Regions from separate parts of the Mus musculus genome. Here region 2 is linked to region 1. Evidence: chromatin contacts called from ENCODE Hi-C data. All regions are on one chromosome and are shown on one strand. Each heading gives the region's core, a stretch centred on a gene start or an enhancer-like site at or near the end of the contact. The rest is flanking DNA. Distances are from core to core; before and after follow the strand shown.

Evidence for each region. A loop is a pair of places that touch in the nucleus more often than their neighbours do.
Region 2: a map of v-Abl transformed pro-B cells shows a loop between it and region 1 (4-fold over the local background). The contact joins two enhancer-like sites. A Hi-C loop is called at or near these places in 2 of 37 maps with a recorded cell type or tissue (mature B cell and v-Abl transformed pro-B cells).

What each region holds. Positions count from the first base shown.
Region 1 is chr10:97,312,350-97,318,338 of GRCm38, forward strand. No RefSeq gene overlaps it. Among named protein-coding and RNA genes, the nearest start is that of Gm34044, 80 kb to the left of the region's middle. Within about 2 kb of position 1,460, at least 3 of the 3 ENCODE cell types and tissues checked have a DNase peak (open chromatin) inside an H3K27ac peak, as active enhancers do.
Region 2 is chr10:96,368,698-96,374,256 of GRCm38, forward strand. No RefSeq gene overlaps it. Among named protein-coding and RNA genes, the nearest start is that of Gm33782, 62 kb to the left of the region's middle. Within about 2 kb of position 2,842, at least 2 of the 3 ENCODE cell types and tissues checked have a DNase peak (open chromatin) inside an H3K27ac peak, as active enhancers do.

The sequences.
Region 1 (5,989 bases), core at 210-2,709:
GTCATAGAAAAAGAAAGGCACAGGACGCTTCCAGTTTTGTATGTTTGCTAGATGAATATGAACAGGGGAAAAAAGTCCATTACTGGCTCCAATATGTACTTTGGAACAATACTTCACAAATAAATATGTTATGCTTTTTCTCAAACAGAAAATGTTTGGGCATTGTTAGTTTATCATGCCCAATTAGACTATAAACGTTTGTTCCTCTTTTACTCAGAAGCGGGGTTATTTTAGATGCCACACCCACACCAGGAGTAAAGGTTTCTTAAGTTTTGCTTATGTGTCCTGTACCGTGAAATCTACGCTCAAGAGGAAAACAGTGTGTTGAACTGACACTTTCCTCTGTGGTTAATATGTAAGCCACGTATTATCTGAATTGTTTTGCCAAAACACGTCTGGCTGGGTACATTACACAGGTCACTCGCATATACATATTGGAGACAATAAGGTATCCGTAACAGCGTTGTGTGCTCACTCTTTTCATCTAATTTAAAATCGCGACGTGGTTTAGGAAAAGCTCTCTTAAGTCACAATACCAAGTTATTGCAGCAACATTTGTCCTCCGTGGCACTAAATTCCCTGTATAGTAAATTGTGTTTTCGGTTGCTTTGTCCCATAGTGTTGATCATAAGCCGTACTTAAGGATTTCAAACGGCGACAGCGCCCCCTCACCCCCCCCCCCCAAACCCCTTTTTAGTCCTAAGCTAGAAGTACCTATCAAATCCTATTTCTTTCCTTAAAGACACACAGGAAAGCGCCGCGGAAGAGATTCGTCGACTGTGCAACAGCGACCCCTGGCGGCCCGATGCTCGCAAGGCCTTGAGCACCCAGAGCTGTCTCTAATCAAGTCCCTCTTTGTTTTCCATATCTGGAGAGCGACCCGGAACTGTCTTTGAGAGTGTGGGCTGTGTTTGATACCCACAATCTAAAGCTCAAAGTTTCAGGATCTTCACTACTCACGGCGTACAACTCATGGGTCTTTGTTTTCTTTTTGTGACATTTAATGAAATGAGTTTTGTAGTTGGGTTTTGTCCCTTTCTCCTTGCCAGCGAATCACAACAACAAACTTGCACATTAGTAAAAAGCCTTTGATGGCTTTTGTCTGTTTGGGAGGAGAAAATGCCTGAAAAGTAAGTAAAGGTCTCAGGGAGGTGGGGGGAAGGAAAACGAGTATTGCTTGTAGCACGAACACCCATATGATTCATCGGTAGAAGCTGAGCTCTGGCTCCATTTCTTTTGTAGATTTCCCGGCTCCCCTCACCCCACCCCCCGCTTTGTTCCGCTTCAAACCTTTCAGAGGGCTGAAATGCATTATTACCTTGTTAAATCTCTACCCAAATCATTTCTACAGCCCGAAGCTGTTTTGACGTGGGTTGAGCATCTCTCTCTCACACACATACACACAAAAGAATTGCTTTTGTTCCCAGACGCTCTCATTGGCTGAACGGCCTCCCTTTCGGGCCAATCAGAATCTAGTTGTCAGGCTTGGCAGGCTATTTTTAACCCAACACACAAAACCACTGGGTCTTGGAGGCAGTCCGCGGCAGAATGAAAGTCCCCATAGTAAAAGGCAGCAGCTGAATGTATTTTGGATGTCACGGCGTGTTTGACATTTTCTCTTTAATTCCATATACACTGTTACATTAGCATGTGCTTTTTCGTAAACAACTAACTCAGAAATGGACCTGCGTTTTCACAAGCTCTGTATTACCCTTTTAGGAAGAGAAAGCCTAAAATATATTGTATTCAGACTTGATCCAAAAACATTTCATAGTGTGTGGACGTATTAAACACACACACACACACACACACACACACACACACACACACACAGTTTCAATACGAGTGTGAAGGTGCTTTTAACAAGGGATTTTTGTAGATTTTCATTTTGGGTTGACAAAATTTTCATCAGTGACTGAATGAGAGTTACAATAATATCCATCTTTCTCCCTTACCGCATTCAATATGTATATAATTACTGCAACATGTATACACTTTATGTGTGGCATCTAAAATTATAAATACTCAGTGTGGGGTATTTTTGTGGGGGTATTTAGATAAAGCATGGTTTGCAGCATATTCAACCGATTGTTCAGTGGGGGACTTTTTTTTTTTAACCTCCCTAAATACACTTTAAGTGACAAGGCATCAAAACACATAGTTTGTAAATTATCTAACATATCCAGGAAACGAAAAGTTGCCAGATGTGAAAATACCAGGTTGTAAAGTTTGATTCACCCCCCAACCCCCGAGCCTTCCGTTTAATAGGCCAAAAAGCAGAAAAAGCTAAGTTGATCTCAAAATATATATCACAAAGCAATTTATTGGCAGAAAAATGAAACTATTTCCTGCAAAGGAAAGGGGGGGTTGTGGAGGCCTAAATAAGAAAGATGTTAAGAATCTCCCCTGGTTCTTACAAGAGATTTTTAAATTGTAGATTTGCCTAGTATTTATTTATCCAAGCTTGGCGATATGACTTTATTTGTTGTTCTTTGTTCATCTCCTGAAAAAGGCCTGTTATTTTTTGTTGCAAACCACGAAAGTGTCATTTAAACATGGTGTCAGGCAAGTGCAGAAATCCCGCAAAGGCTCCTGGGAGACATGGCTAGGATCCTATTCAAAGATGCAGGCGTTCTTCAGGAGAGAGGCTTCCATAACAAAAGTAGCCAAGGATAAGGAAAAGTTTACACAAAAGTTCTAGCAGAACTGTGGAGAACAGTCAAGATGTAGGGAAGGTGTGTACCTTGCCTTAGCAGATTTCACTGTTGGGGAGAAATGTCCCCTGCTTTTCTGATGGTGAATTTGAACGACTGTAACAATGCACCTGGAAAAGAGGCCACTCTTTCCAACAACTGTGTGAGGCACACTAGGTCAGCTTTCTAAAACCTCTATAATAGCTCCCAGGAACTTTGCTAGGTTTAGATAGGCAACCAGCTGCTAACAATTTAGTTTAATATTCATTCTTATTAGAGTCAAAGAATCTGAAAAAAACTGAGACCAGGCAAGATTCTTTTCTCTTGGCAGTGGCATATAGCACATTGAACTCCAGTAAAAATTAATCCATGACACTTTTTTGATGCTAGGCCCTCATTCTTTGGGCCGGGTCATTTTGCTCTTGACTTAATCATCTGGGAAGTGCCTTGATTTGGGTTGTTTGTTTGTTTGTTTGTGGTTTGGTTTGATTATATGCTTGTCTGGTTTAAAAGTAAATATACAACGATCATATCAATTTTTTTAAATGTGTCTTCACCTCGCAGTCTCTGGGTTTATATATAAACTCCCTAAAGGCAAAAACTATTAGAATAAAATAGGTATATTATTATTTTTTAAAGAAAATAACATTTAACCCCTCCACCCAGCATTTGTTAAGTTTTATCCAACCCTGGTGTACATTTTCTTGTCCATGGAAGTTCTCCTGGGAGAAGAAACATATGCAGGTCCCTTGCCTGAGCCTCTATGAGAATGGTAAGCAGAAAAGGACTGGATGCTGCCAGGTTCCAAACTAACCAGGTAAGAAATGGAGTTATTGTTGTCTGCAAAATGTAGATCCCTAGGCCTCCAAGATATCTTGTGATCACCTGCTGACTAAACTGTGATCATGTTAACCGAGAGATGGGTGCAGTCCCTGAACTGAAGCCCTCATGCCAATGTGTTTGTAGAACCGATAGAGTAGACCAAACCCTAGTTCTATCATGACAAAATGGGTTCTTGCTGAGGAGTGACAGTTTTCTGTGTGTTGGGTAAAATGGTGGAGAAGGATGTCTGTCAATGACAGCTGGTGTCTTCAGCTTGCTTCTCACTTCCCAGGAGTCTTGCTTCAAGCTCCCCACCTCGCCCCACCCCACCCCCGTCCATGTTCCCTTCTGGGAATGTTTCTCAGGTTCCTCCTGAGCTGCATCCCCTTTGTCACTCCTCACCCATCTCCCCAACTTGCAGTTAAGAGTAAATCCATGGGATCCTTCTCTTTCTCTTTTTATTTATTTATTTTTTTAAATTTATTTATTATATGTAAGTACATTGTAGCTGTCTTCAGACACTCCAGAAGAGGGAGTCAGATCTCATTATGGATGGTTGTGAGCCACCATGTGGTTGCTGGGATTTGAACTCTGAACCTTGGGAAGAGCAGTCGGGCGCTTGTCGCGCCCGCTCTCGACCAGCAAGAACGACGCGACCACCAGTCCTTCTAACAGCAGTTTATTCAGTCCTGATTCTTACCCGAACCCTGGGCCTCTCACTCCTTTTATACTTTCTCTCATCCACGCACCGCAGGCCACGCCCCCTCGCCAGTCACGAGGCTTCAGCTAATCAGGGCAGCAGGGGCAAATCTCCACCAAATTGGATTTACCTGTATCCTGGTACACCTGCGCAGCACTCAAGATGTTTGTGTCTTATATGAGGAAGTTAGGTGCAAGTCATATGACTTAGCTGCAGTCCCTGGCACCTTTGGGACTGCCGCCACACCCGCTCCCCACAGGTGCTCTTACCCACTGAGCCATCTCACTGACAGCAGTTTTTCTAAACAGTGTGTGTGTGTGTGTGTGTGTGTGTGTACGCAAGATCACTTCTGAACATTCCATACAACACATTCACTATTTCCTTGACTGTCATTTCTTCAATTTGATTAATTCAATGCCCTCCAGAAGGATTCTCTGTGTGAATTATGTTGGCTTTGTTGAGCCCAGTGTGCAGAGAAACAATCTGTGTCAATAGTGCTTTCGGCTGAACAGTGTCTGACTGTATAACTGCCCATCACTTGTTCTTTGAACTGTTTATATCCTGTGAATAGTTCACAAGTTGGACAGGTCGTTTTTCTTAGGTAAATTTGAAAACATATGAAGAATTTGAACCAATCCAATGTTAGCAATGGGCAAAGGAAAGTACCTTTACAAAAACAAGGACCTCATAGGATATCAGAGTCTTGAATGGGATAAGAACATTAGACATTAAATTACAGAAAGTTTAATAGAAAATTTTAGTGTGGGGGTAATTAATTATGCAAAGATGATTGACATTCTAAACTTCAGTGTGTAGGCTGTAATGAAACCTGGAAACAACAAGAATTTCAAAACAAACTAAATGGAATTTTCATCCAGAGGGAGGTAAGCAATCTGGAGAAATGCACTTTTTATTGTGACCCACCATTCAATGTGGCCATTCAATGTGAGGTAGAAGCCATTACAATATTTACAATTAAGAAATAAAGATAAACAGAGAACATGGCTGATTTGGAAACAAGGGAAATATGGTAAATTAAAAGTAAAAATAGAGAATATAGCTGACATTTATGCTGCCTTGATCTTTATTTCTGATTTTTATAAATAGGTCCAACAATATTGTGTATTGCATAGAAACTCTAAAATACATTTCTTAAATAGGAAAATAATTTCGTTTACATTGTATTGTCAGGATAACGTTCAGTCATAATGGCCTCATAATAAAAGGAAAAACATTTTTAAATTAAAAAAAAAATGGCCGGGCATGGTGGCACACATCTTTAATCCCAGCACTCGGGAGGCAGATGCAGGTGGATTTCTGAGTTCGAGGCCAGCCTGGTCTACAAAGTGAGTTCCAGGACAGCCAGGACTATACAGAGAAACCCTGTCTCAAAAAAAAAAGGAAAAAATTCATTATATGTCTTGATGTATATGTATGTATGTATGTATATATGTGTGTGTGTGTGTATGTGTGTGTGTGTGTGTGTGTGTGTGTGTGTGTGTGTATGTGTGTATGTGTTCGTGGGAAGGTCAGAGGACTACTTGTGGAGTCAGTTTTCTCTCACTACCATGCTGGATCAAACTCAGGTCATCAGGTTTGGCAGCAAGGGCCTTTACCACTGAGTTGTCTTATTGGCTCCTAAAAGAATAAAATGATTCTTTTGGTTTTGATAAAACACCATAAGTTATAATTTTCACTTTTACACCAAGGGACAACATTCGATGAATATGAATTCATTGCATCGGTAAGAAAACTAAGGAATAACAGTTGGGAA
Region 2 (5,559 bases), core at 1,592-4,091, 940 kb before region 1:
TCTAATATCTTGTTTTGTATTTTCAACTTTGTGTGTGTGTGTGCGTGTGTGTGTGTGTGTGTGTGTGTGTGTGTGTGTGCAGTGCCTCAACTGGCCAGAAGGGGTTGTCAAATTCCTTGGGGATAGAGTCCCAAGAGTTAATCATCTGTCCAACATGGGTACTGGGAACCAAACTTGGATCCCCTGTAAGAGCAGTACTTTCTCTTAACTGCTCAGACATCTCTCTAGCCTGAGAACTCTGATAGATTCAGTTATTTTTATGAGGTCTACTTCTCACTTCCCAGGCTGTATCTGCTAGTTGCAAGAAACCTACATCTCCACAGAGAAGGAGGAGAGTAGTGAGTCCTTTTAGTCAAGCTCTCAGCCTTACATAAAGAGGGACCTCATAACCTATTTACCTCCCATAGGCCCCTCCTCCCAATACTACCATCTTCATGTTCAAGCTATCTAGCAATGGATCTGAGAATTCACAAGTTCCCAAATACCTTGTACACCGCAAATATACTCATTAAATACAGAGTATGGGCTTTTATGGAACCTTACTTTGGTGGTGTGGCTACCTGGATGGTCAATAATTAGATGGAGACTCAGGTTTCCATACTTACTGACTTGGGGAGATTGAAGCCGTATTTATTTTTCTCTTTTATCTGATCATATTTTTAAACTTGCCGGTCTTGAACCTCGCTACTCCAGTACATGTCAGTCAAAACTCTACTTGGCTCTGGATGTCAGTTCTTGTTGCAAAGTGTGAAGATTTAGGAGAGAGGTGTTGCTTTCTTCTTGCAGCACCCAGCTCGCTCTTCTTTTGGTAATGACTGTCAGTCACAGGGTGACTATGGCAAGTCCTGTGAATGTTTCACAAAGACCCCAGATCCTAATCCCTGGAGCCTGTGAAGATGTGAGCTGGCAAGAGACATTGCAGGTATAATTAGGGTTATGAACTTTAAGATATAATGTTGTGAATGTGCTGGCGGATGAGACACAATCATATGAGGCCTTTAAAGCAAAGGACAGGGACTGGGAGGTAGCTCAGTTGTTGCCATGAAAACACAAGGATATTCTAGAAGCTGCATTAAGGGTTGGGGAATGGAGGATCATGCTTATAAACCTGGGACTGGAGAGGCAGAGACAGACAAATCCCTGAGATTCCATGACTAGCCTTATTCATGAATTTCAGGCCAAGGAGAAACCCTGTCTCCATGACACCTGAGGTTAACTTGGGCCTCCACACGACTCTGAATGGAGTCCCAGCAATGAAGCTTTTTGCTCTGGGACAGTCAGAGAGGCATATTAAAAAAGGAACCCAACACACTTGATGTTGGGGTGAACCAAAGCAGATTTCAGCTGGGAAAGGCTCTTAACTTATGGCATGCAAGGCATCAGGAGCCTCAGTTACATAGCTATCAGGAACTGACTTTGGACCAGGTTCGTGAGTCGCATGAACCTGGAAGCAACTTCTCCCTCCGAGAATCCAGTAAAGAAGCCAAGCCCACTAACACCTTGGTATGACCTAGTAAGCACGTTGCTTAGCGACAAATCTCATATTTTTTTTCTTACAAATAAATGGGGTACCTCTCTGAAAACACCAGCACTCCAGCCTACAACAACGATGTCCTTCCTTAATGGCTCTTCTGTCCTGGCGACTCCTTATGTCCCAGCACCTTCCTTATAACTATGAAGTCCTGACTCTAGGTGCACTAACTACCAAGTTCCCTGATATCTTTTCTCAAGTTTGATCTTTGATAATAATTCCCTAGATCCTTACGTACTCATCTCCCTCCACCCCTAACAGCAATAATCATAAAAAAAACCCAAACAAACCATTGACAGATACTTGTCAGTAAGGACGGCATGCTGGAATAATATACTATATTATTGACCATATATTATCGAAGAAGAAAATTTAGGCACAAGAAACCTAAGCAAAGTTTCCCAGGATCACAAAGTGTCAGAGGCAGTCACTAGGCACTCCTGACTAAAGAATAGGACTAGCCATTCACTCTCTGCTGTAGCCCCCGGTACTTAGTTCTCCGGCGAGTTTAGCTGCCAGACTGCCAGTGTCTCAGACATCCAGCACCCGGCTCTGTTTGGGGTAAGCTTTTCACCAGTTCATTTCACTTTGACATTTTGTACTTCACCAAGTGTGTGCCACTCCGGTGGTTAATAAGCAGCTGACAGGATCAACATAAACTGCTGGGTGACGTGTAAATTAGCAGCGCCTATAGGAACACTAAGAGAAACCACACAGAATTTAAACACTGTGACTTTAAAGGCTGCTTATAAGACCAAGGCCCTCAATTCCTTCAGTTCACTTGGGCTGGGGGCGGGGAAACCCCCCAAAACAGAGCAGCCCAACCACTTTTCCCTCAGCTGTGATGCACAGATGATTTCCGAGAAGAGAAGTGAACTTTCAGAGGTTTCTCGATCAGCTGCTGGGCGACATCCGGCATCCGGTCTAACCACGAATCTCAGATGTCATAGCAACACAGGTCACTGGGAACCCAAAATAGTCCTGCCCAGAGCTCTTTCCACTTCTCACTTGAGCATGTGCGGGAAAGGTGTCTGTCTGTCAGCCAGCACCTGCTGCTCTTCAGAGACTGGGTGATGCGCGCCGCCGCCGCTGCTGTTGTTTAATCAGCCTTGTCTATCCAGCAGCAACCCTTTCTAGACAAGCTCTTTTCCTTTTATCCACGAGTCTCCCAGACTCTTTCGGATCCACACGCACATGTGGTGATCCACAGGGCTTGACAATGTGTGAAATCCCCTCTAATCCCGGGCCCTTCCTCGCTTCACTCCAAAGCTCGATGTTTTCCTTTTGTAGAAACTCACTGGAGGCCTTAAGAGAGATAACGTGCAAGAAAGACTATTTGGCTCTTCCAGAGCTCGCTGTCGCCTCGCCTCAAGTCGCGCGTATCATTTGATCACAGTTCCTGGCTCCGTGTCTGCAGAGAGACACTCCGCTGCAATAAGCAGTTTACTCCTAAAGAACTCACTATTCTGCCTTCTCCTCCCAAGTGCTGGCATCACAGGTGTGTATCACCGCGGCCAGCTGACAATGCAGATTGGATTTGAGATCTTAAAAAAATTCACTGGGTTTTCCTGAGAACAATGTACATGTACGTCATCAAACCCAAGCTCTTGACTCTAGCTGCATATGTATCAAAAGATGGCCTAGTCGGCCATCACTGGAAAGAGAGGCCCATTGGACACGCAAACTTTATATGCCCCAGTACAGGGGAACGCCAGGGCCAAAAAAATGGGAATGGGTGGATAGGGGAGTGGGGGGAAGGGTATGGGGGACTTTTGGGATAGCATTGGAAATGTAATTGAGGAAAATATGTAATAAAAAATATTTTTAAAAATACCAATAAGGAAACGGGGATGACGGAGTAAAGCAGCTGAATTTATCCCGAGAGAAGTGTATTGTTTTAAGATGAGAAAGAAGGACATTTTGGGATGTGGGGGATGCTGAGTGCTTCATATATGCTGACGATATACTCTTTCCATAGAGCTACATAGCCATCCCCCAACAATAATTTTTAGCTGCACATTTCTATTGAGTTTAAACAGCTCATGCACAAAATTTGCTACAATAAGACACCACGAGAAAGTTCCCCTCTCTCAATTTCTGCAAAATCCTTCTTGGAGACAGATGGTCTCGGATATTCTGTGGATCAATCCACGTTTTTAATTTTAGTGTAATGATGATATAAAAAACTATACAAGGAAGCTATACCTTGCATTCTGGTCTGTCCGCAGTCTACCATTATGTGGCACAATGCTCTCTCTCAGGATGCTAGGTAGCACCAAGTTGCAGCAGCTGTCAGCCAGACGTGCGCTCGTGAAAGGTAACATTGCTCTTTTGCAATAGACACAAGTTATTAAGCTATTGTATTTGGTAGCGCAGGCTTGAGATGTTTCCAGCCTACAGTGGACTATGGGGATAGAGGAAAAACTCCCAAGAATGTTGCATCTGACATGGTATTTTTTCAAGGAAAGGGCGTCAGGAAGAGAACATACCATTAACTCCTAATAAGGGCAAAGGAAAAATGGACTCAAGGGGAGAGGGTTTAAATTTATGGAGTGTTGACTTTATGGTAGACACTTGATGTAACACTTGGCTAACTTTATTTTCTCAGTTTCTCCCAACAATCCAGTGGGGGTATCAACATTCCTCGCACCTATCACCACCGCTAAAACTCAAAGAGCAGCTCTTTGTCTCGGCTTTAACAGCTGCTGAGTGAGAGAGCCGAGGCTTACACTCTTGTCTAAGTTGTTTAGAGTACGCTGGGCAGTCTCAGCGTATTCCTAATGACCCGAGCTCCCTCTGAGCCCTGTGAAGTGAAGAGGAATAAGATGTATGGTCCGTACTCAACACCTACAGTTCTAGTCAGGAGACAGATCAAGAGAATGCCTTGGTAGGCACAAGAAAGGGTACAGAAGCCCACAAAAGCCATGAATCACAGAGGCCTCCAGGGGTAGAGGAATCCTAGAGGAGGATAGGCTAGAGAGAGGCTTGGAAGAAAGCTCAGGCTTTAGAAACACAGAGGGTCCATTTACTCTTCCAGAAGGGACTGTGTCAAACTGAGAATGCCTACGAGGAGGTCAGAGAGCGCAGTGAGCAGCTACCACTGTGTTGTCTATGTTAGCACAGGGGGAGTCCTCTGACACCCTTGTGCCTCACAGTATGGCCTAAGCTCTGATATCCGTAACCACTCCTCCCCCAGAGACTGTTAGAAATGCAGAATTCGGTGCCTGGCATCAGAAGCACTCAAACAGAATCTGCAAGATCTCCGTGAACATTTGAGAATCGCTAGGCTCAGTCTTTCCAGAGTCCTTCTTTTCGATGCATCACAAAGACTGAGCAGAATCCACAGGCCCTTTTCTCTGCCCTTTGCCCCACCCCTACCCCTTCTGCAGAAGCCTCCTTGTCTATCAGGGCCTGAGAGACGCTTCCTCTTAACTGCTCTACCTAAAACCCAGCATCCTCTTCCTGTCGCTTGAATGCCATGCTCTTCTTGGCCTCCCTCAGGGCCACTGATCTGTGAATGTCTGCCTTTGAGAATGCGAAGCAAAGCTATTGGGCACTCAGATAACTACAAAACAGGGTGACCTCTGACAGGAGCTAGTCTCAAGCAACTGGCCTGTGTATGTCGTGGTGAGCCTGAAAGAATACTGTACATCAGCATTGCTTGTGCTCCACAGGGCCTGTGAAAGGGCAGCACAGCCCTCACCTTGGAATAGGAACACCCCAGGCTTAGAGAAGTATCCCCAAACCTGGAGTGGGGCCTGCTGGCTCATCTGGCTATTTGGTTCAGACTTCTGATTCACAGCCACCATCCAAGAAGATTCCAGGTTCAGTAGAATTCAGGGAAAGAGACCCTGTGGCTGGGTGTGGCGTCATTCTTCTGTAATTCCAACATGTGGGATGCTGAGGTAAGATGACAGTGAGTTTGAGGCCACCACAGACTCCAGTTTGAGCTCCTGTTCTCCACACATATAGGAAACATTGTGCACCAACTCCGAAATGTGCTCTGGCTTCAGTCATGACACATGTTT